Regions from separate parts of the Mus musculus genome. Here all the other regions are linked to region 1. A link is a loop called in an ENCODE intact Hi-C map of the cell type or tissue named here. Cell type or tissue: left cerebral cortex. All regions are shown on one strand. Each heading gives the region's core, and the rest is flanking DNA. Links, peaks and the distances in the headings are about the cores only.

Region 1 (7,768 bases), core at 1,428-6,427:
TAGAGCAGCTGAGGAGAGGGTTAGGACCCCCTCGGGGAATGGCTGAGCTCCCTGGATCCTGGTCTGTCACTGTGTTGATCCCTCCCATCCATCCTTGCTCTCCTGGGCAAAGGACAGAAAATGTTAAATGAGAAGGTGTCAGTCAGTTCCTTCCCCAAGGCCAAGCCACTAAAAGAATACATACACACAGCCAGAGGTTGAGCTGGCCCCTTCTGGAAGGTAGGAGCCAAGATCTGAAAGAATTAAGAGTGAGAGCCACATCTAATCTCTGTCTCCCTTGAGGCTCAATTTAGGGCCAGATCCTAGAGTCTTCTAGCCTTGCTGACCCATACTCTTAAGAGGTACAGAGATGAAACTATTTCAGAACTGCCATTGTTCCCAGACCAGGACGGGGGAAGAAGGTGGGGCCTTTAAAGTAGGAGGAGCCAGAGTGGAAGCTGCTGCAGTCACTGGCTCCCCCAGTCATTAGACACTTCATCTAAGGGGGAGGTGTCACTAGCTCCTCCAGTCATTAGACACTTCATCTATGTAGAAGGTGTAGGCCCAGCCCTGCTCAAAACTGGAAAGGCCTGGGCTACAGACTACGGGTTCTCACCCACCCCTCCTTGCTCACAGTATCTGAACCCCAGAGGGTCAGGGTCAAAGCCTCAAACCTCAGAAGAGGTTCTCTGGCCTCAGGCACCCACTCACCCTCTCCCAGGCTGCCTCTTAGTTCAAGCAGAAGGATGACTGGAGATCAGGGAGACGATAAAGGCTCATTTTTCATCTGCTCATACCTATCTGCCATTAGAAAAGCCACCTTCTCACTGAAGGACTCAGAAAAAAACCCTGCCTGGGCCCCCAAAGCTCTATTCTACTGCTGGGTTAATGAATACAGAACCTAGGCCTGGCCCTCAGGTCAGTCCTTACCCTGCCCTTGACTCACCTTCATGATCCCCTATAGGGTCCTGTTCAGGAGGCCACCTCCCCTGTTTCAGCCTGACACACCAGGGAAAGACAAAGCACAGGGCCCAGGTCCTCAGTCAAATTCCTGTGAGTCCCATGCCTGAAGCAAGTGCTGAGGCCACTCTAGGCCTATTCCAGGTCCGTATCAAGTACTCGGCACGCATTATCTCACTTTGAGTTCACATCAACTCCCGTTCTCTCCCTGAACAAAATTGGGGATCGCCCAAGATCACAAGGCTGGCCCGCCCACAAGGTAGAGATTACGGCCACAGCTATAGGACTCTGTAGCCTGGCTCCTGTAAAAAAGGACTTCACTAACTTCCAGGAGTCACTCAATTCTCCACCACGCAGGCGCCAGTGGCACTACCTCCAAAGAGTCTGGTTCCAGTGACAAAAATGCAAGGAATTCTGGAGTTCTGCGATGGGGGTGGGGTGAGGACACAGGTAGGAGTAGGGGTTCTTGGGCTGGCGCCACGTGCCCGAACCAGATTCTAGTAGTGAGATCAACTACTCCAAGCCACTCCCCCACCCCACCCACATCACTGTGCCATACCTCTAGGGAACCTTGAATATGATGTGATAAGTGGTTCTCCATCGTCTGTCCAGGGTGGGTCAGCTTATGAGCAAAGCTTGCCCCTTTCCACAAGAGGCCACCAACTCAACTCAAGGGGCCCAGTAGTCAAAAAACACCCTAAGAGGCTCATGGTCCCACCTCAGCGGGCAGGGGCCATGAGGAGGACAACCCTGCACTGAGCCTAAGGAAAACTTAGCCGCATCCCCATAGAAGGAGCTACCTGCAGGGGATAACTAAGAATTTAAGAGCATCCTTTGGGCCTAAACACAAAGCCCAAGCCAGAACCAGAGCGCACAGCCACACCCTCCTGCCTTCCGGGTACAACAGCTCTACTCACATTGACTCCTCCCCTCGCTCTTTGGGACACACCCTCAGTTTAGGTAGGTCAGCCTGTTTCCGTGTATGTGAGGCTAAGAGGACCACGAGTCTGACGCTAGAGGAAGAGTTTGAAAATAAAACAAGATGCCATGTGTAGATGTTTAATAGAGACCCCGGACACAGATACATCCACAGGTTTCTGCTGTTGGACCCTCCATGTCACCCTAGCCCTCAGAGAGATGGGTCACTAACCTTCAGGGCACACTTCTGGCCAGAGCGCCGATGGTAGCACTCCAGTACCTTGCCGTTCACACCCAGACCCAGCACTTGCTTGGACAACTGGTAGTCATCAGTCACCGCGTACTTCTTGGGTTCCCGTCGCACACCTGGGGCCGGAGCACCACCCAAGGCGGACCCGCCGAGCGCACCTGGCGGGGGCACAAGACTCCCCTTCTCCCCTGCTGTCTCGCCATCCATGGCCCCCACGGGGCGCTCGGAGGTAGCCCCAGCCTGGCGCGTCCAGAGGCACCTGAAGGAAAGGGAAAGAGTCACTCCCCACCGGGACTTTTTGGACACACCCCAGCTTTGGTTTCTCCAGAACTAGATTGACTGGGCTCCTGGCCCAAGACAAGCTGGAAACTGCCTGAGAGTACTTACGTACAGCAGGGGGAGGTGATCCCTCAGCCCAGGCACGTGTCAAATTAGGAAGGAGTCCGGCGCTGTATAGCAACAAGGTCTTGAGAACCAGCCATACAGAGACCCAAGAAAGGCGGACCAGGCGAAGGCGCACTTGGTGGCAAAGCACTACACGAAAATCATGGTGCAGGCGAGAGTGGGCAAGAGATAGTGATCCCTGGAGTCCGCTGAGGACCGGAGCCCTGGACCCAGAGTCTCGCCGCCCGCGTCCCACGTGACCCCCCACCCCCGCTTCTCGTCGCGTCATTCAGACTTGGGGCCCCGCTAGGTCAACCTTAAAGGGCCAGGCTAGTCCGGGTTGGGCAGGCCAGGGCAGAGCCCCTGGCAGACTCCGCCTCTGAGTCGAGACAAAATGGGGCGTGGCCTCGTCAAGTTCACTGTAACTTTCGCAGCGCCCTGGGACACCGCTAGGAGCTCCTTCAACTGTTGTACCAGCCTCCTCGGATTTTATCTGTGATCTAGAAAAGTTACAGCGCAAGACATTTTGTTTCTCTTGCGGGCTCTTGAGTGAAGTGTTCTTTTTGCTAGCTGCCAGGGGGCGTTTTAGACTCCCAAAATTTCCAGGTAGCTAAGTGTTTCAGAATTCAACTTTTTGAATGTTTAGTCAGCGTGCCCTGGGAATTGGCATGTTGTTGTCTAACCCGCCACTCATTTCCTGGTTTAGGGCATCTGTCTAACAACTGGCTAGCTTTCCTTTCTATGCACTTCCTGACTAACCTTTTGACTTTGCAATTCACTTGTCATTCCAAATAAATGTATTGGGCCACATTCATACTTCCCTGGACCACTTACAGCCCGTAGCCGTAAGTTGAACACACTTGGGACGCTCTTGAATCAGAAATCTCGATTTCCCATTTGGTCAGCTGCATCAACTTTTCACCTCGTGATTTGAGCTTTAGGTTCTAAGAATCTCAACTAATAAAAGTTCAAGTTCTGGCCATGGTGATGAACACCTGTAATTGCAGCGCGAGGAAGGCTTAGGCGGGAGGATTGTGAGGCTAACCTAGGTTACATCGTGAGGCTATGTTTTTAAAAAATAAAATTAGCTGGGCATAGTGGCCTATGCCTTTAATCCCAGCGCTCTGAAAGCAGAAAAAGACGGACCTCAGTGAGTTCGAACCAGCCTGGTCTGCAAAGAGAGTTCCAGGACAGCCAGAGAAACTCTGTCTCGAAAAACCAATCAATCTTTTGTTTTGTTTTTGTTGTTTTTTGGTTTTTTGAGACAGGGTTTCTCTGTGTAGCCCTGGCTGTCCTGGAACTCACTCTGTAGGCCAGGCTGGCCTTGAATTTAGAAATCCGCCTGCCTCTGCCTCCCAAGTGCTGGGATTAAAGGCGTGCGCCACCACGCCCGGCTCAATCAATCAGCCTTAACATTAAAATCCATTTCTTCCATCCAATTCCTCTATTCGCTTTAAATTTTTCCCTTCTGCACTTAGACCTTCACCTTTTAGCCTATCATAGATATTTTGAGCCAACTTTCCCACAAGTCTACAGAGCAGGCGGCGCCACAGGCAAGCCCTCTGAGCAGGTCTCTGCTGCCATCTACAGACTATATTCAGAACTGCAGCCACCCGGACCTCTGTCCCACCCAAAGGAGGCTGTGTCCGGCCTTCCACCACAACACACACAAAGATGCCTGGGCTGCACTCTGCAACTGTCAGTGGCCAACAGAAAATTGGTGCCCTTCTATTTGTACAACTGCATCCAGGTTCCTGATAACCACTCGGGAAGAGCACTGCAATTATTCATGGGTAGCTTGTCTCCTTAGAAATTGGTAACTGTCTTCTCCAGGCAACCTTCAAGCTAGCAACAATCAGTGAAGCAGAGATCACTAGATAAGAGCCTCAGATGGTCACTAGGAAGCACTTCCTGCAGACCAAGAAATGCTCTACCTGAACACCTCACTGAGACAGAGGAAGGAAGATATCACCATCCCTTTAGACACACACTGAAAACACAGAAGAAAAACAAGCCCAGAGAGGTGAGTCATGTGACCTGCTTGACATCAGCAACTAATAAAAGAGAACTGCCCCTCATCTCAATCCCAGAGTGCAACCTCATGGTTGGGCTTAAGGTTGGAGGTCAAGGAATGACCTCCTCCCATGGAGTTTCTTTCTTGGCTCTACTAATCCACATGTGCAAGCATACGCTCATACATGCACTCACACAGTGCACACAAGAGACACACGGATAGTCACATACACAGACAGATACATACAGGCACATGTATTCACACACACTTATGCCTAGCTGTATCTAGGGTCAGGTGGGATCATAGTCCCACCTATTAATCAGACCCAGGATCTAAGAGATTGAAGGAAGGCATACAATCTGGAAGTGTTGTTTCCAGGAGGCCGGGGCAGGCGCTGCAACCAGCTTAAAGCTAGTGAACCCAAGGCTCAGTAAGGTCTCATTCTCTCTGAGCATGACTCCACAAGGAACGGAAAGTTAGGTAACTGAGAGTAGAGGCTGGGGCTGGATTGTATGTGCCCCGATATATACATACATACATACATACATACATACATACATACATACATACATACATGGCTCAGCTGTTAAGAGCACATATTGTTTTTACCAGAGGATCCAAGTTCCATTCCCACTACCCACATCAGGTGGGTTACAACCACCTGTGATGTCAGCTCTAAGGGAGCCTACACCTCTGGCCACCCACACACAAACACATACACATAATTAAAGATAAAATAAAATAAAATTTAAAATGAGCTTATATTTTAATTACTCTAAAATTTTATAATTGTGTTTCTAACTTTGTTTAATTAATCGATTGATTTACCAGCTTTTAGGAACTTTATTTTCCTTCTGCCTCTTTCCCTCTTTGCTCCGGTGTTCTGCAGAGCAGCTCAGAACCACGCAGTGTTGGCTCCAACCCACTCAGTGGCCTGCCCTGTGGGAGCCAATGGCCAGTCCTCAGTGGCTGGCTGCACACTCCAGTCTTCTGTGGGGAACTGCTGGGTGGGCACAGAGGGTACCTGTGCACCCTAGGACCAGTCGGCCACCTCAGGCTGAACAGCAATAAACTCAGGAGCTGGGGCAGTCCATTCACTCTGGAATTCCTCCTTGATCACAGCTTTCTTGGCAGCTGCCTGGTCCTCTTTCTCAACCTCCTCTGGGTCTCTGTAGAAGTGGTGATCTGGTGTAAATTCCACAGGCGCTCCTGAGAGATAACAGCATAGATGTGAAGAACTTCCCAGGCCAGCATCCACCACATCAGACCCACCCACTGAATGAGCTCCCTTGTTGTTGCATGGGATAGCAACAACGTCCACGTGGTGCCGAGGAGAGTCTGTCACACAGAGCCACGGTGGTCAGGTTGACTTGAGAGGCCTCTCTGAGGGGCTGATGGTCAGCCCTGGGATCAGTCACCACTAGAAGCCTTGACACCTTGAAGCTTGCTTGGATCTGGTTAATAATGAAGGTCTCAGGCATGAAGCATCCAGCAGTGGGAGGGTGCCTGTGACAGCAGCAAACTTCCAGCTGGCTCACTGGCCGGTGTTCCTAGAGGAGATGACGCTGTCATCACGAGGTTCTTGATAGCAACCATAGCCTGAGCTGCAAGCACCAGCCTCTCCCAGGTCCTCCTCAGATTTATGATGCAGAGACTGTCACTTTTCCTTCTGTAGATGTGCTGCTCCATGTGAAAGTCAAGGTTGGTGCCATCTAAGTGGGTTCCCGTGGCAAGGAATTTGGGACTATCCTCTTCCTTTACCTGTAGGACATCAACGGCTCCAGACATTATGTGAGTTTTCCTTTAAGTTACAACAGGAATCAAGAACAATGCTGTATGGACCTGTCCCTGGGCAACACAGATTATTTAAGCCCAGGCTAACCTCAAACTCACTGAGTAGACAAGGATAGCCTTCAACGCCTGACCTTCCTGCCTCAACCTCTCCAGTGTTATAATTATAGGTGTGAGCCACCATACACTGCGTGTAGTTTAAAAAATATATATTCAAAGAGGTCAAATTTGCTTGTTGCAAGTGTTCAAACCATACTGAAGTATAAAAAGTAAGTAGTCCCATTTAAAAAAATGCCCTTCCAGGCTGGAGAGATGGCTCAGTGAGCAAATGCTCATGTCCTACATAAGCCCAGGAACCTATCTAGGTTCAACCCTTAGGATCTATGCAAAGAAGGAAAGAATAGACTCTATAAAGTCACCCTCTAACCTCTGCATTCACACTCACACTGTGCCATGCATGCCTGTGTGCACACTCATGCATACACACACATATCATCATCATCATCAAATTATAAATGTAAATGTCTGTGATTATACAAACACACATAGTTCCCATACCAATTATAAACAGAGGTTTTTCCAGCTGTTCATTTGACCCAGAAAAATCAGAACATGTAGTTTCCTCTCAATGCTTATGCTGTAGCAACCATCTGGAATCATGTCCCCTTCACACTGTTGTAGAGATTCAGAACATAGTATGCTGGGTTTGGGCAAGTTGGGTTCATGACAGCAGACTCTGGCACTTAGCCCTTCGTAATAGTAACAGTAACAGTAATAGTTGGGTGTTCAAAGGAACAGGGACTGAGGCCTTTGAAGTAGCTTATGGTGAGCAAATAGACGATGCAGTAAAGTGCTGATGGAGGGAACTCCCTCCTCCCCACCACATCTGCCTTTTGATGAAAGGCAACCTGCTCATGATGAAAGGATAGAAGCCATATACCGAGGCTATCTAGATTGCTGTGCATTCTTGTGATCCATCATTATTCTGGGAACGGGGCAGGAGTGTCCTGCAGCAACAGTAATTCATGAAGTGCCTGAGTGCACTGGGAAGAATTCTCTATTCTCTAGTTGGCTAGTGAGGTCTTAGGAAGGATCGCCACTGGGTGGCAGTGTGGGCCCAGCAGTCAGGGAGGGGTCCATTCAAGGGGCGTAGTCAGGAAATAGAGCCAGTAGTAAGGAAATGGCCAGAGGCATTCACAAAACTTGAATGAAACAAGTGGGCAGGTAGCTTGGGCAAAACAGGGCACATCATGGTTCCCAGCACGTCGTAGGTGGGATGTCTAACACTGTCAACTTCACAAAAGACTACTGGAGAACCAAACACTTCTCTCCCCAAGGCACACTGGAAGCCGTGTCTTAGTTTCCTCACGTACAAGGCAGCATTATCTGTGGTAGCTGTGAGGGCAAGGTGAAGCTAGGATTTGCTGAGTGTCTGGCACAAGGTAAGTGTTCAGTAGGCCCACTTGAAAGGG
Region 2 (7,768 bases), core at 1,249-6,248, 390 kb before region 1:
GAGAGGAAGCAATGGCAGCAGGGACAGCAGACAGCACTTGGTGAGCAGGTGCAATGACAACAGGATGAAGGGACAGGGTCTGAGGGGGCTAAGGGACAACACACTAGACTGCTAGGAAGTGAATATGCACCGAGCACAACAGATGGAGGAGAGGAGAGAACTATGGGGCTAGGTTCTAGTTGGCAGACAAGCTCAGCCTGGTCCCTATTTAGGTATTGCTGTACTAAAACAAATTCAGGTGTCTGGGGCTTCAGCTCAAGGTCATAGAGGTTAGATGCTGGTTCTTATGTCAGCCTGAGGAGCACAAGGTAACATGTCAGCATCTGAAAAGCTGCAGTTTTAGGGAGAGTTTCTCAATTGCATGGTGTTGCACAGATGGACCCAGTAGTCACTGGCCGGAGTGGCTAAGGAATGACTGGACTTGACTGAAGCACTCAGAGCTTTCCATGTGGGAACTTACTTTTGGGAAATTCACTGTAGTATATCTTTTCCATTCTTTTGGGGATTTCATTGGCCACAGTCCGTTCTGAGCTCCAAGGAGTTTCTGATGCCCCAAAGGGAGCATTAGGTACTAAATTCTAGAAGCCAGCAGGAAGAACGTGGGGAGTGATGCCCACAGCAGCCTGAGTTACAATGAATACCTCAAGGCAGATGGCAGTTGGGCCTCTATGAGGGTGGCCCTGGAGAGAGGGAGATATACAGATAGACAAACAGGATCCATGCCAGGTGTGGTCTAAACAGTGGACCAAGGAACTGGTTAGCACTATGTCTAGGTAGACAGACCAAGGCATTGGGTTGTGGCTCAGGACTGGACAGTTTGTAACTCAGGAACAAGAGTCAGACACTCAAGATGGGACACACAAGAGAGAGTTCCTAGAGTGGGGAAAGTACCTTTTTCAGCCATAGACAGATTGGGGTCACTGCAGGGTTTACAGGCTCCAACTACTTGCTGGAACAGGGCCCGCTGGAAGTTTGGTGGCTGAGGGAAGGAGAAAAATATCAGAGTGTGAAAACAGCCAGCTACATTGTGGGAGGCAGGAGGCAGGACGGCCTAAGCTCACATGAGGATATCAAAGCAGTAAGAGGGCTCATGCTGAGATGTGCCAAGAGCTCCACACCAGCCCTAGGAAGTCTGTTGCAACAGTCCAGGTATATTTGGATCCGAGCATTTCCATGGATACTTGAGACATCACCCAGGTTGTCTTGTGCAGGACATAGGTGCCTTCCATTATTTTACTATCACATCTTTCTGTTTGCCAGAGAGACCACTGACAGAAAGGTTTAAATTCCCTGTCTGCCTCCCGAGCACTGATAGGTCTTAACTCTTGGAGAGCCCCACCCAGATCCAGGTTAGCACTAAGGGGAGAGAAAGCAGCAGCCAAACCTGGAGTCTGGCAGGTACCATTGCTCTGCTGAGCGGCTCCTCCCATCAGATCTGACTTCTGCTGGCAGAGAGGTGCCACTGAGAAACTCCTGGCACTTTAGGCCTAGGGCAGTTATGGGCTTGGAAGAGAAAGGCAGGGGTAAACTGCACAGGGTCAAGTGTTACTTGCTGGTCCAAGCAGGGTGTCTACAGAACTAAGTTTTAGGGGCAACCTTAGCAAGTCACAAAGACATCTTCATACCATTGCTTACTACAGCTTTCTCAAGATGTTATAAAAGCCAACCTCTTATGCCAGAGCAATGGGGAATGAGTAGTCCAGAAAGCTGGCCAGAGGTTTGGATAGATACCCAAGCAAGTCTAGCCTCAACTCTGTTGCCTCATACCTGCACTGCCTTGATTTCTGGCCCTCAGATTCACTGTCCTCCTCAAAACAGGAGTCGCAATCCAACAGCCTTCTTACAGAAGAATGAGGGAGGCATGCAAGACTGTGCAAAGGTTTAGCAAATGCAATGAAGGAGCCCAAGCCAACACACTTGTAGCAGAGGACAGTCAGTCAGGCTAGGTCTGCTACCTGTCCATTCTCTAGGATGGCTGCTGGATACATGGCACTGCTTGGGCGGTCCCGATGTGTAGGCAACAGCAACATCATTTCCCGGGCATGTCGGTACTTATCTGGCAGAGAGGGAGAGCCTGTAACCAAGTGAGAACAATCACGAACAGATGACAAACCACAGATGGAAGGCTCAGTGGCCACGCATCCTTAGGACCAGGGTAGGTGTCCCTCACAGTAAGGAATGAACTAACTCAGCAGAGCACGAGAGGAGTGAAGCGTACTTAGTGCTGGATGGTGAAGCTGTCCTTGATATCTTGGCTGACAGAGGCTACCATCATACCCAGAGGGAAAGGGTAAGGAGAGCTGAAGCCTGGCGCAGAGTTCCTGGGGTTTCTGAACCTTGTGCTCTAAGGGCAGAGGTGTGGTCTGGACACTAGCATCTTCTAGAGGTTCCGGGTGGGAGCCAAGGCCAGCTTGTGACAGAGCCATAAAACAAGGACAAGAGACACTTGAAATAACAATCACAATGTTCTGACTTGACACACACTTACCTTCTTCAAACACCAGTGATTCTATTTTCTGCTGGCTTCCTTTTAGGCATATCCCTTCCAGATGGTAGGCTCCCAGAACCTTGGTTCTGCCTATCTGTTGGAGCTCTGCCTATTGCAGTTCTTAAAGCCAGTCTAGCTGGAAGTGCAGGCCCCTGCACATAGGCGGGTTTGACCCTTGCCTACTTCCCTTGATAAGCATGGAACTAATCAAGAAGTTAAGGGACTTATACTAGGCTCTTTTTGTGTTGTTGGTTTTCTCCAGACAGTTTCTCTGTTAACAGATCTGGCTGTCCTGGAACTCGATCTGTACACCAGGCTGGCCTCAAACTTGAGATCTGCCTGTGTCTGCCTCCCAAGTGCTGGGATCAAGGATGTGTACTACCACTACCCAGCTTCATGACCTTTTCTATGAAGACACTGCAGTGACTCTAGCTGAGGTAGAGCACTGAGGATCTTCTCATCTGTGGTTCTTAAGAAAACTTTCTATAGAAGCAGTAAGATAATGTGCTAGCTTTCCTGTGATGGGGTAATATGAACAGTTCTGCAAATACATACTTTATTGAATCAGACAACAGACTACCCACCAGTCCCTTCATGGCAAAGTCATCTGGACCCCAATGCTTCTGGCTGATTCAGCTCTGAGAAGCTGGGTAGTGGAGACTAGCCCACTGGCTTCAGCGGACAGGTGTCTTTGCAGATCCTAGGCAGGCTCTGAGTCCCTGAAACCCACCATCACCTGGCCTTTCCTGAGCCTGTGGTGCCAGCACTGTAACAATATCCAAGCAAAGCAAACCCAGGTCTTCAGCCAGCTCACTGCATGAGTCCTTGAAAAATCCTCCTGTCCATTGTAGTCCAAAAAGTCTGTGTAAATACCAGCAAGTATCCTTTTTCAGTTATTTTTGTTACTTTTTCTGTTGCAGTCCTGAGAGAACCTCTAGGCAGGCTTTAGGACTTATCTTTTACAATGGCCTACACTGATAAGGGAATGTATAAAGTATGGTTATTTAAAGAAATTAAACTTCTTGTTTTGTGGCTTTACTGATTTTCATCTTGTTTTTAATAATCTCAAGAAGATAGATGTTTAAAGAAAAGAAAAAAGGGGGGTGGGGAAGCTCCAAACCCCACTGTTTTTTTCTCCTGCCTTCCCAGCTGAGAGACTGAGCTCTTTGGACATCTCTGAATGTGACTATCCAAAAAGGTCAAAAAATAAACATCACTTTGACATCAGCTCAGTCAAAACACGGCTCATGATGCCAACTGTGCATCTACGCCTTGATCCACGCTGGGGCTGTGATGGAGCAACATCCTCCCGAAGGTCTAGGAGCTCTGCTGAGGACTTACCTCCCAACTGTGGTGCCCCTCTTGTGACAGAACAAAGGATGACTGTACATTAATTTTCTTCAATTCAGCTGACTCACTTGTCTCTGCCCTAGGCAGCCATCCCTTGGTGGGACAAGGGTGATGTTAATGTTAAGACATTTAAATACCATAAGGGCTTGTCCATTCATAGGACTTTTGAATTGCTTCAGGTGCACTCCAAAAACCCTTAGGCAAGTTGGGTCCTAGTCCACTGGATTACACATCTATTTCACTGGCTTATTCTGCCTTTTGATCACCAGGGGGAGCCACGGACTTACAAGAATAAGACTGTACTTTGCAGGCCTCTGGTCTTACAGATTTCCACAGTTACAGGAACCATAGCACAGGGTGTCAATGGGTGTCAAGGAAGGACAATGATCTTATGATGTAGGAGTGAGGAGGAGGATTGCACTCTAGACCTGATTTAAGGAAGCTTTTTCCTTCACTTACCAGTGACAAGAAGACATTAATGAATGAGCAGACCACTCACTGCCTTGTTTGCCAAGAGTACCTCCATCATTAGAGGACTGGTGAGTGTCAAGACATGTAGCCCCAATTCAGCATTCACCTCCTCCCTGAACTGCTCTTCTGAAGGTCATGAGTTCAAATCCCAGCAACCACATGATGGCTCACAACCATCTGAGCAGAGCACAGCCAAAGGTGATTAAATTAGCCTGTGACTGCTCTGCTGTAACCTTACCCACTTCTCCTCACTTTGTCAAGGTTTTCCAGGCTGGTCACTGCACCTTTCCACCAGGACATACTACATCAGCTCTTTCCATTTTGTCTGCTGAGGGTCTCACAGGTTTGTATACATTGAAAGAGCCCTTCCTTAATGTTATATGTTTATACTGTCTTTCTTTGTATACAAAATAATTAGAAGAAAAAGAACTCATCCTTCTGAAGTCTGAAATCAATAGCCAGTGACTGGTTGACAGATCAGACCACTTTGCATGGCAAGCATCTCAGTGGGAAAGAACTGGGTTTTCTCCTGGGTCCTGTCCCTTTACTGACACAGAAACCCAATTCTGGCTACCAAGTGGAAGCATGGCAGAAAAAACTGCCAGCGCAGGATCTAAAGTCAGCTAGGGAGAGGTGACCCAATCCTGCAAGCCTGGGTGCTGAAAATACAAGCATTTCTAACCCGAAGGTGGGGCTGGTAGGCAGAGAGAGAGAGAGAGAGAGAGAGAGAGAGAGAGAGAGACAGAGACAGAGACAGAGACAGAGACAGAGACACACAGAGAGAGAGAGACAGAGAGACAGAGAGAGAGACAGAGAGAGAGACACAGAGAGAGAGACAGAGAGACAGAGAGAGAAAATGAACAGTCCCTAAGCAGGCATCACTTTTCAGGCATTATTTAAGGTATATAAATATCAATGCCTGAGTCCTTGTGACAAATACGATCAGTGATAAGTAAATACTCCGGTAGACATGGAATTAAAGGCGATTAAAAGGAGACAGGGGGCTGGAGAGATGGCTCAGGGGTTAAGAGTGCCGACTGCTCTTCTGAAGGTCATGAGTTCAAATCCCAGCAACCACATGATGGCTCACAACCATCTGTAATGAGATCTGATGCCCTCTTCTAGGGTGTCTGAAGACAGCTACAGTATACTTACATATAATTAATTAATAAATCTTTAAAAAAAAAAGGAGACAGATTTTACACACGACTGGAAACATTTCCAGGTGCTAGCCTTCATGGCCCTTTAGTGAGTGATGATGGTCCACAAGCTGGCTGTATCTAAGGTTAGACCTAATTCAGTAACAAGGGCTCCAAACTGGCCCCAAACAAAGCCAAAAGGAAAACTGACAGTAATATATGCTATTGTTTATTTATTACTGGCCTAAGAAATCTAGAAGCTAAGAAATCTAGAAGGTAAAACTGACAATAGTAAATGCAGGTTGTTTTTAACCTTTAGGTGTGCCCTAAATTTAGACTACCCAGAACAACTCTGAGCTAGCCACAGGCTAATCCAAACTTAGATTTTTTTCCCTCCTTAGTGGGTATGAAAGGTGGAGAACTGCTTGTACACTCAAGGCCTTGTCTATGGCCTCCCCTTAGGAAGGAGATTTTGTACCCATCAATAAAAACTGTACAAGGAGGACAAGCATGGTGGCACTTCCTGAACCCCAGCATTTGGGAGGCAGAGGCAGGTGGATTTCTGTAATTTCCAGTAGTCCTGGTCTATACATTGAGTTCCACACCAGGTAGGGACTACATAGTGAGAATTTATCTCAAAACAACAACAAAAACCCCAAACAAAAATCCCCTCCCCAAATCACAAAGGCATCAGCTGCGCAGTCTCTTGTCTTCTAATACACCCTTGTTACTTTTCATTCAACTAAAAACCTCCCTCTCTCCTCTCTTCATTTCACTTTCCTCGACATCTACCCAATTCTAAACCTTATCCCGACACTCTGGGAATGTCCGTTCCGTTCCCATCTTTCCCAAAGATTTTCACTCCTTGTAGCTTCTTGTAGATTTATATTGCTGAACCTACCTGCTTTTTTGACTTCTAACTCAGAAAAGTTTAACTCTCTCTTTCCTTCTTCCACATCTCTCCTCCAGGCTGCTGGTGAGAATTCCAGCTTGCCTGCCTTGTTATTTTTCTCTAACTTCAAAAACTTCTTTATCAGGCTGGAGAGATGGCTCATTGGTTAAGAGCACTGACTGCTCTTCCAGAGGTCCTGAGTTCAAATCCCAGCAACCACATGGTGGCTCACAACCATCCGTAATGGGATCCAGTGCCCTCTTCTGGTGTGTCTGAAGACAGCTACAGTGTACTTATATATAATACATAAGTAAATCTTTAAAAAAAGACCTTCTTTATGAATCTACAAAAGGAATTCAGTGTCCTTTGGCGACAACAAGGCCACTCTCAAAGACACAAAGCCAGATGAAAGGAAGAGAAATAGAGTTCACAAAGCTTTGTGTTCTCCTTCAGCAAGCAGCATCCTGCCATCCTTACCTCGGGTGCTGGAAGGGGCAGAGGTGATCATCTGGGACGGAGCTGAATGTGTAGAACTCAGGCTGGAGGAAGAAGGGCTTGCCTGGGACGAGGACAGAACAGAGACGTTGGTGACTGAGCCCTGGTACCTGGGGTTGTGATATGCAAGCTGCAAAGGAATAGAGATGAGTACGTCTGAGAGCTCAGTGCTGTAACCCTGGCAGAGACAGAGAGAGCTGGCTCATGCACTCATGTCCTAGAAGACCCAGGCCAAGTGACAGATCCTTTACTGCGGACCAGGCTGGAGGCTGCACTGATGGTGTGCGCTAAGGACAATCCACACCATCCACATGGAGCAAGACAGTTGCGTTGGCTCTATTGTGCTGTACATGGAGAAGAAAGGAGGGCTTAGCTATCAGGATTGCCAAATAGGACACTAATTTGGCAGAAGATCTTGGCCATGCAATTCATAAGAGGAGATAGGTCTGAAAAATGCGGCATGGGAACTAAGACTTGGGGTGGTTTAGAGAAAGAAGGCAGCCTTGCTAGCTATGGAGACTCCAGAAAGGCGAGTCCTCTAGCCGTGGTACCCTGCTCATTCTTGCATAGCTCAGGTACCTGCATGTGGTGGTAGAGGTCTTCAGGAGCTTCACCCATAGAGTTGTCACCCATCATCATCATGTTTCCTGCTTCACTAGATGCATGTGAGGAGAGAGAGGATGAGGAATGGCGGCCTGTGCCCATCAAGTTCATGGGGCTGTGATCAAGAACAGGAAATAGGAAGGAATCAGGCAATAGCTAAGAAAGCATGGTAGGCAGTAGGAGGAAAGGACAGATGCATGAAACTGACACGTAACCCAAGCCAGCACTTGTTCGCAGGATTCTATAGCCAATGTTCACACCTGTCTGAGGCCTAGAGGAGTTCTGAGCCTCACTCTGTCACTGGCCTGAGAAGGCTTATGCTAGTGCAAT
Region 3 (7,768 bases), core at 1,249-6,248, 400 kb before region 1:
AGTCCATCACAACTGTGACTTTTCTCTATTTTCTTACCTCAGGTCTGGGTCACAACACGGAACACTATGTCACTCATCAAGGGCATCTTCCTGGCACTGACACCCTTGCAGACTGAGCAGTGTAGTTGGGGGGTCTGTTTGCCACAAAGCTTGAAGTTTGACTGCAGCACAGGCTGCTCTGACATAGCCCTGAGAGCGAAGGAAGCACATTGAAGAGTTAACAAGTCTGGCTGCCGCTTACCCTGCCTGCCAACATCTTACCTCCAAGACCCCTGGCAGTCAGGCAGATGACTGATAGGGGAGACCCTAAACTACACAGTAAGACTAAAAGACGGAACCAGGGGGAGCCTGGGCACGTCATGCCCACGGCCGTTTGCATCAATATTGCACTGTTCCTCCCCCCAAATGCAAGACTACACAACTGAAAACTACCCTCCATTAAACAGGCTTTTATAATTGGGTGCTCTGTCCAACAGCCATCGCCCAAACTAAAGCACACACTTAGGGCAGGGAAAAACAACAAAACTACCTGTAGCTGTTGGCACAGGTCTTAGGCCCAGGCCTTTCCTCTGAACGGGCTCAGCTTTCGGCTAGTATAAACAGGGACCATGCCTTGTAAGCCTGCTGGCCAGCAGCTAAGTTTGACAAGTGTGAGCTGGGCCCCGATAGCACAAAGAGCTGCGCAGGACCAGCACAGCACAACTTTTAGAAGCAGTGGTGACAAAAACATGACATACGGCATGCTCTGAGTGAAGCCTTCCATTCTTTACGAAAAAACCTGATTAAACCAGGACTCTGGCGGGATTAAAAATTCATCCTCTGACAAAGGCTTTACTGACAATTTTCCATACAGTTAGTCAAAAAAATAAAATAAAATATAAAAAAATACAGAATACAGCAGACAGAATCTCATACACGGGAAACATAAGTTTCTTCTTATAAAAAAACAAAAATTCCCCCCAAATCTAAGAACTTAGTTTTAGCAGTAGACAGGATGCCACCAAATGAACCACAAAAACCCAGCAGAGAATTCAAACCAAGGGAGAAGGTAGGTGGAGAAGGAGCAGATCTTTAAAATAACTGCTTCTGTGACACAAACACAGCTGGAAAGCACAGGTGCGGGCTAGGCGGTGTCCCTTACTATAACTATCACCATGTGTTCTTCCTCTAACTTGCCCAATGTCCGCAGCGCTGACTGGAGGTACTGCTGTGAAAAGTCGCAGGGCGGGAAGGCATAGAGCATGCCTGTGTTGTCTCTGCCCTTAGACCCACCCACCGGCAAGCTGATCACCCCTGCAGCCTGCTTCTGTTTCAAGTAGGAGACTAGGTTCCTGAGAAGCCGCCTCTGTAGGCCTGGCTCCACCACGGGCATGCCCTCGGCGCCAGGCCCGCTGGGGGTTGACTGGATGGCCAGGAGCACAGCATAGCCATTAGGGCTCCCCTGCTTGATTCGCCGGGTGACCTCGTCCAGCTTGGGCTGATCCAGTCGAAGGCGCTGGGCAATCTTTAGCTGGGTCAGCTTGCTGCCAGAAGGATGGTCTTTGAGGAGGCCACTGATAACTCCCTGGTCCCCCTCAAGGATGTGCATAGATGTCGGAAAGCAGCTGTTTTTCAACACCAGAAGCCCATTCCAACCCAGCTGCAGTGTCTGGGCATATTCTGACAGAGTCTTTAGCTTTTTGGTCTCGTGTTTTGGCTCTTCAAGAGTCTTGGGCTCTGCCTCAGTGGTCCGATGATTGCGTTCACTCTCTCTAGTCTTTTTCCCATGGGAAGAGTCTGGAGCCTCATGGTGGTGGTGATGGTGGCTCCTCTCCTCAGCACCATGTCTGCTGTTGCTGAGGGAGTTGCTGCCTGACTCCTTGGTCCCTTCACTGGAGTGGTTCTCCTTGCGGCTACGCTCAGGGGTGCGATCTGAGCCTCGCTCAGACTGCTGCCCCCCACCCTTGGTCCTGCTGCGTTCCTCGTAAGGGGAGTGAGTTGTCCTCCCACGGTCACTGGAGAGGCTCCTCCGCTTGCGTCTCTCTTCCCAGGGCTTGGCTATGCTCCGGTCCCCATCACCCCCCCAGCGCTCACCACTCCGGCTGCGAACTGAGCGGCTATAGCCCTCCAGGCTGTTTCTGCGGTCTGAACTTTTACTGAGGCTGGTCCAGTCCCCTTCCAAAAAGGTCCGGTCTCGGTCTGAATACAGAAGGTGTGGAGGGGTCCTATCCCGCACCCTAAGGTCAGCATCCAAGTTCCGATGCCGGGTATATCCGTCAGTGAGCAGCTCATAGTGCACAGGGAGAGGTGAGGGCTGGTACTGCTGGGGATAGCGAGTCTCCTCGGCTTTGGCAAAATCCACCCGGAGCCTGCGATCTGGACCACCCAAGGGGAAGCCCCTCATTTTAGCACAGGCAGCCTGGGCTGCGTCCAGGCTCTCGTACTGGATGTAGGCAAAGCTGTCTCCTTTGACGTGATCGATGGTCCGAATGCTCCCGAAGCGATCGAATTCCCTGGCCAGGGCCGCCAGCGAGGTGTTAGGTCCGAGACCACCCACCCAGAGGCGGGTGGTGGGGTTAGCCTTGCCGTAGCCTATCTTTATGGGGTTTCTGCCAATCACCCGGCCAGACATAGCCACCTTCGCCCTGTGTGCCATGTCCAGATTCTGAAACTTGAGGAAGGCATAGGCACCACCCTGGCCGCGGGCAGGCCTCTTGATGACCACCTCCTCGATGATGCCGTACTTCTCGAAGGCCCGTCGAAGCTCCACCTCAGAAACACTGTGGTCCAGGTTGCCGATGAAGAGGTTTCGAGTGGCTCTCTGATCATCCTCCGGCATCAGGTCCTCCTCGCACACGGCCTGGTAGCCGTACGGGCGGCCGCGGTCGTCGTACAGCCCGTAATAGTCCAGGGCTCGCTCTCGAGACAGTCCCACGGCCGCCGCGGCAGCAGCATCCAGGGCGAAGGCTGCGGCGGCGTGCCGCGCGCGGGGCTCCCGCAGGGGCGGGGCGGCTACCGGAGACAGCGAGCGCTGCTTGTACTGGTAGCCACCGTGCAGGGGCAGATAGCCCAGGGGGTCGGCGGGCGCGGGAGGCCCGGGGGGCGGCGTGGAGGCGGCGGCGCTGCTGCTGCTACTGCGCCGGCTGCTCCCGCCGCCGCGCAGGTACACCGGCTCCACCTTGAGCGGGCGATCGTAGAGCAGCAGCTGCCGGGCCAAGGCGTGCTGGCGAGCCTCCCGCGCGTCCTGTGGGTGCCGGAAGTTCACGTAGGCCACGCGGCCCAGCTCCGGGGTGTGTGACAGGCGCAGGCTGATCTCCCCGAACCGCTTGAACTGGTGGAAGAGCCGGTCCTCCAAGTGCTCGGCCGGCAGCGCGGGGCTCAGGCTGCTGATGAGGAGCGTCTTGTACTCCGGAGCCGCGGTGGAGCCCGGACCCGCGGGTTCCGCCCCGGGGGGCGGCGGGGGCGGCGGGAGTGGAGATGCGCGGGGCGACGCGCCGCCAGCACCCGGGTCCCCGGAGGCCTTGCCGGTGCGTCCCCCGCCTCCGGGCGCGCCCGAGGAGCGCCCGCCGCTCGCCCGGTGATTCGCATCCCCGGCAGCGCGCCCGTCGCGATGCCCGCCGCCTCCGCCGCTGCCGCGGGGCTTGTCGCGAGCCCGCGCCGGGACCGGGTGCTTGGTACCGCCGGAGGCCTTGTGCGCTGCCCGCCGCCCGCCCGCCTCTGCCTCTCGTTCGCGCTCCCGCGGCCGCTTGGCGGACGATGACGAGCCACGCCCGCTCGGGCTGGAGTCTCGCTCGCTCTGCCGCTTCATCGCGCCGGTTCGGCGGGCGGGCGGGCGGCCCGCGGGTCCCTCAGAGCGGCGGCGGCGGCGGCCCAGGAGGCAGCGCCCCCGGCGCCGCCATCTTGGACAAAAGGACTCGGCGCGGCGGCGGCGGCGGGGCGGGGCGGGAGCGGCGCCGAGGGGCCCGGCGCTGCGTTATCAAGCTGCGCCGGCCGCGACACGTGACCGCGGTGGGCGGGCCGAGAGTTTCGCTCGCTGCCTATCACGGAGCTCCGTGGCCCCGCACCACGTGACATCTTGGCAACCAGAGGAAGCGGCCTGTCTTGCGAGCTTTGGCGCCGCCGCGTGGCTGCCGGAGCCCAGGCACCCGGCTCCTGGGTCGCGCGCAGATTCCCTCTCGAGCTCGGCAGGCCGCGGCTGCGCTTTCGCTTTGTGCTCCAGGGCTTGCTTGCTACTCCGGGTCCGCCTATCTTTTTCCGCCTCGGGGCCACGCCCACCGGAGCAGGTGTGGCCGCTTGGCCCGAAGCCAAGTGTTGCGCGTCCCACTCCAACCTGCCACTAGATTGAAGAAACTCTATTTCCTTCCATGGAGTTTTCTGATTAGGACCAGAGTTGGCCCCCTTGAAAATAGACACACAAGGATGCCTACACCCTGCCTAGGACCCACATCCAGGCATCTTATGCATTCGAATTCTTCAGGCACTGTCCTGATAGACACAGGTGAGACCTCCCCGGGGTCCAGGTACAGAAACTAGAATGCGTTTGCAACCTACAGACAGGCATCTTGGTGCCACTGGGTCCAAATTTCTGCTGTAGGTGTCTGGGCGGACAGGAGGCTGGGAAGGTGGGGCTGCTGAGCCAAGGGTAAAGAGCAGGTAATGCCATTATCACTTCTTGCCAAGTTGACAGACTGCTGGCCAGTGTTCTGACCACATCCAGGAGATGAGGTGAAGTACCGGCAAGAGTACTCAAAGGCCCCTAGGGCTTATGCTCTCCACAGACGGTTGCTGGATCATTGATGCATCTGTAGGATGTCGAAGAACGCACCCAGCTCTTCCCTCCTCCCATAAGCAGAAAGCAACCAGCAGGAGGAGAAAGTGCAGGAGGAACTTGGAAGAAACAGCAGAGGGCTTCATGTAAGGCCCTGCGAATGCAAAGTGAATTTGGGGACCACACAAGAAGATAGCTAAGACGAGCCTTTTGGAAAACATAACTTCTTAGCAGTTGCTCCTTTCTCATTATCTCTGGAGGCAGCAGGAGCAAAGTTTCCCCACTGAGGCACAGTTCACAAGTGCCAGCAAAGGGAGCAACTGAAAACCACAGTGCACACAACTCCCTCAGGCCTTCCACTACAACCAGCTCACACTGCTTCTTTGTAAACCGATTCCTGCCAACTTTGCCAAAAATATAGGTAAGCAAGGGTCCTTGTTCTGATGCTAGACTGGAACCCCGATGAATGAATAGTTTAAGTACCAGGCGGGGTAAAGATACGCTATGGTCTGACCACCTGTACTCAGCTCACAGTTCTCCTTCTGCATAGGCTGAGCCAAATGTAAATGTCCTTTAGACTTAACAGCAGCTCAAGAACCTTCAGCCCCTGCTACTGGACTGGATGGGGGTGGGGGTCAGGGGTCAAGTCTAACCTCACCAGGCTGAAGTATCAGACACCCAGAAGCCCAAACCCACAAGACATTGGCTGCCCAAGCTCTTAAGTCCTGTTATGGGAGTTTCAGGCCCTCAGCACTGGCAGGCTGAGGGATCTTTTCAGACTGGAAAGATAAACCAGTAATCTATAGGACAGAATACTGTGCCAGCTCAACTCTCCAAAGACAATTTTTTTTAATAAAAAAATCCCAGACAAACTTTGAAGTCCTAGAGTAAACCAGCAAAGAAGGAAGTAAATTGTCCCCACTTGGGGATGGGGAAATTGTCCCCACTCGGGGATGGGCAAGAGGGAACTGCAGAGCCAGCATCACTAGGAAAGCTCTAGGTTCACATCTCATTGTCAGGAGCCCGCTTAAAAAATAAATTACAAAATGGTTATTTGGGGAAGAGACAGATAAACTGCTTTTTCCCCTTCAGGTGCAGCAGGAATTGGGCAGACTACAGATCAGTCCGTGCGCTGGCTGCCTTGGGGGCGTATTTAGGCATCAGTTCATTTATCTTCCGGATATAGTCAGACTTTTCTGCACAGCCTTTGCACATCTCCCCCCAGTCGTCCAGGATCTTCTTCAGCTCTTTCACCCGGAGCTTCTTCAGGTCCACTGTGCTCAGGTCAATCTGCTTGTCTGCAGGGAGAGCAGGAGAGTAAATGGCTGGGCAGGAGAGGCTGCAGGCCCAACTGTGCTGCACGTCAAACCATCCTTAGGATGTCCAGCCCTACGTGCGGCCGGGAAGACAAATGCACACTGCGCCCAAGATTGAGATGACAGTCTTCACCAGGAAGGCCACCTCAGGCTGTCAGTAGCCACCATAAGACACACAGTGCAGACAGCCTATGTGGTTTAGAGAAGGAACATAGCTCCAGTTCCCCGAGGGCTTCCTACATGCCAGCACAAAGGACAGCTCCAGGCTGAGCAGAGCAGACACACCCCTAGCCTCCCCAAGAGGCACCAGAGTCAGACACTTACTCCATAACCCACGTGACCCAAACAAACCGACACCAGAACCAACCAGGATACCAAATCAAATTCACACAAGTACAAAATTCCCGAACATTAGTGCAGTAAACACTGGCATCGTTTAAACTTTATAGGAGAGGCCTAGCTCTTCTCGAGACTAGGATTCTGTGCAACCAGATGGGCTCTGCCATGGTGATGCTGTAACTGTCACGCCTGGGGTTTAGAGCCATGACTGTTGAACTCAAGTTCCCACCACATCACTTCTCTGCTCAAAAACTTCTAAAGCTCCCAAGTTTTTAGACTAAAAGCCAAATTTCCCCCCAAGGCTCTGTCCAACTTGACCTCTACGTACTCCACCACTATCTATAATCTCTATCTGCACTGCTCTATCAGATGGCCTCTGGGTCAACCCTCATCCTTCAAAGTATGTTAAGTCACCCTTTGACCTCCACCTATGTTCGATGCGCAAGTCTGTTCCCTGCAGCACAGAGAATCATCCTTTATGCTACAAACCCGCTTTTGATGACTCTTCTGGCTAGAAAGTTAAGTCCAGAAAGGGTATGCAGAGATGGTAGAAGGCACAGGGTCCGAGTCACACTCACCGTATTTTAGTTCACAGATCTGGCTGTCTTTCTTCTTCAGCTTCTCACAGATCTTTTCCACAGGGATATGGTGGGCCAGGGGCTTCGACACCTCATTGATGATCTTGGTGGCAGCATCATCTGTGGCTCCAATGTAGTAGCACTGCAGCAAAAACCAAAACAAAACAAAATGAAAGCCTTGAAAAAAATCTGCATGCATGAGAGCATGTGTCAGAGGCCAGAAGGCATCAGGTTCCCTGGAGCTGCAGTGCAGGGTGCTGTGGATGCTGGAATTGAACTCAGGTCCTCCACAAGAGCAGCACACATTCATAACCAACTCTCCAGTTCCAGACAACTGTTAGGTCACCTTGAAAACCTCTCTTTGCCAAGGCTTCGGTTTGTTAGTCTGCCCAGATCTAGCTGTCCCAGGCCCGAGGCACTTGATATATGCTCAGCTGCAGAGTTAGAGTTCCGATGAGAGACTACCATGGAAATTAAAGCTACAAGAGGCTGATGCTCCGCCAGGGTCCTTGACCTTGACTTGGCCCTGGCCATCTCGGGGCACCTAGCCAACTACTTCTGGTTCCAATCACACCAAATTCATTCTGGTCTTTGGGCACTCCCATTGCCTGAGTTGTGCTCACTCCACCTCACTGACTCCCTGTCCTCAGAGGTAGATACCCACTACTTTCTCTCTCAGCTCCCACCCACCAACTCTCCTAGCTTATTTCCTTCATGGCATCTGGCATCACTGCCTTGCAGTTGCCTGTCATTTTCTCTCCTGGTCTTACCAATATTCAGCTTATAGC

What was found. A loop is a pair of places that touch in the nucleus more often than their neighbours do. Peaks named below come from ENCODE experiments on the same cell type or tissue, not always from the same donor. Only the 100,000 strongest peaks of a DNase experiment are listed, where the experiment ranks them.
Region 2: it touches region 1 in a loop (9-fold over the local background); 30 of 42 quality-filtered maps call a loop at or near these places.
Region 3: a loop joins it to region 1, with 4 times the contacts of the local background. A loop is called at or near these places in 11 of 42 quality-filtered maps.

What each region holds. Positions count from the first base shown.
Region 1 is chr9:107,287,031-107,294,798 of GRCm38, forward strand. Mapkapk3 (mitogen-activated protein kinase-activated protein kinase 3) reads right to left here and starts at 2,847. Exons shown (of 11, transcript NM_178907.3): 1 at 2,495-2,847; 2 at 2,090-2,366. The coding sequence starts at 2,314. It also overlaps the pseudogene Gm17040. In left cerebral cortex, for the core only: CTCF peaks have their summits at 2,953 and 4,085 (motif pointing left); DNase peaks (open chromatin) are centred at 2,512, 2,863 and 4,077; H3K4me3 peaks cover 1,034 bases.
Region 2 is chr9:106,899,816-106,907,583 of GRCm38, forward strand. Dock3 (dedicator of cyto-kinesis 3) reads right to left here. Exons shown (of 53, transcript NM_153413.2): 48 at 7,415-7,553; 49 at 6,818-6,965; 50 at 1,956-2,074; 51 at 892-979. Among named protein-coding and RNA genes, the nearest start is that of Manf, 12 kb to the left of the region's middle. In left cerebral cortex, for the core only: a CTCF peak has its summit at 4,100 (motif pointing right); DNase peaks (open chromatin) are centred at 2,078, 2,557 and 4,116; H3K27ac peaks cover 1,619 bases.
Region 3 is chr9:106,883,181-106,890,948 of GRCm38, forward strand. Rbm15b (RNA binding motif protein 15B) reads right to left here and starts at 3,895. Exons shown (of 1, transcript NM_175402.5): 1 at 1-3,895. The coding sequence starts at 3,787. The coding sequence ends at 1,124. It overlaps Manf (mesencephalic astrocyte-derived neurotrophic factor), which reads right to left. Exons shown (of 4, transcript NM_029103.4): 3 at 6,981-7,122; 4 at 5,573-6,045. The coding sequence ends at 5,861. In left cerebral cortex, for the core only: CTCF peaks have their summits at 4,108 and 4,864; DNase peaks (open chromatin) are centred at 1,367, 1,952, 2,639, 3,054 and 2 more places; H3K4me3 peaks cover 3,340 bases; H3K27ac peaks cover 2,543 bases.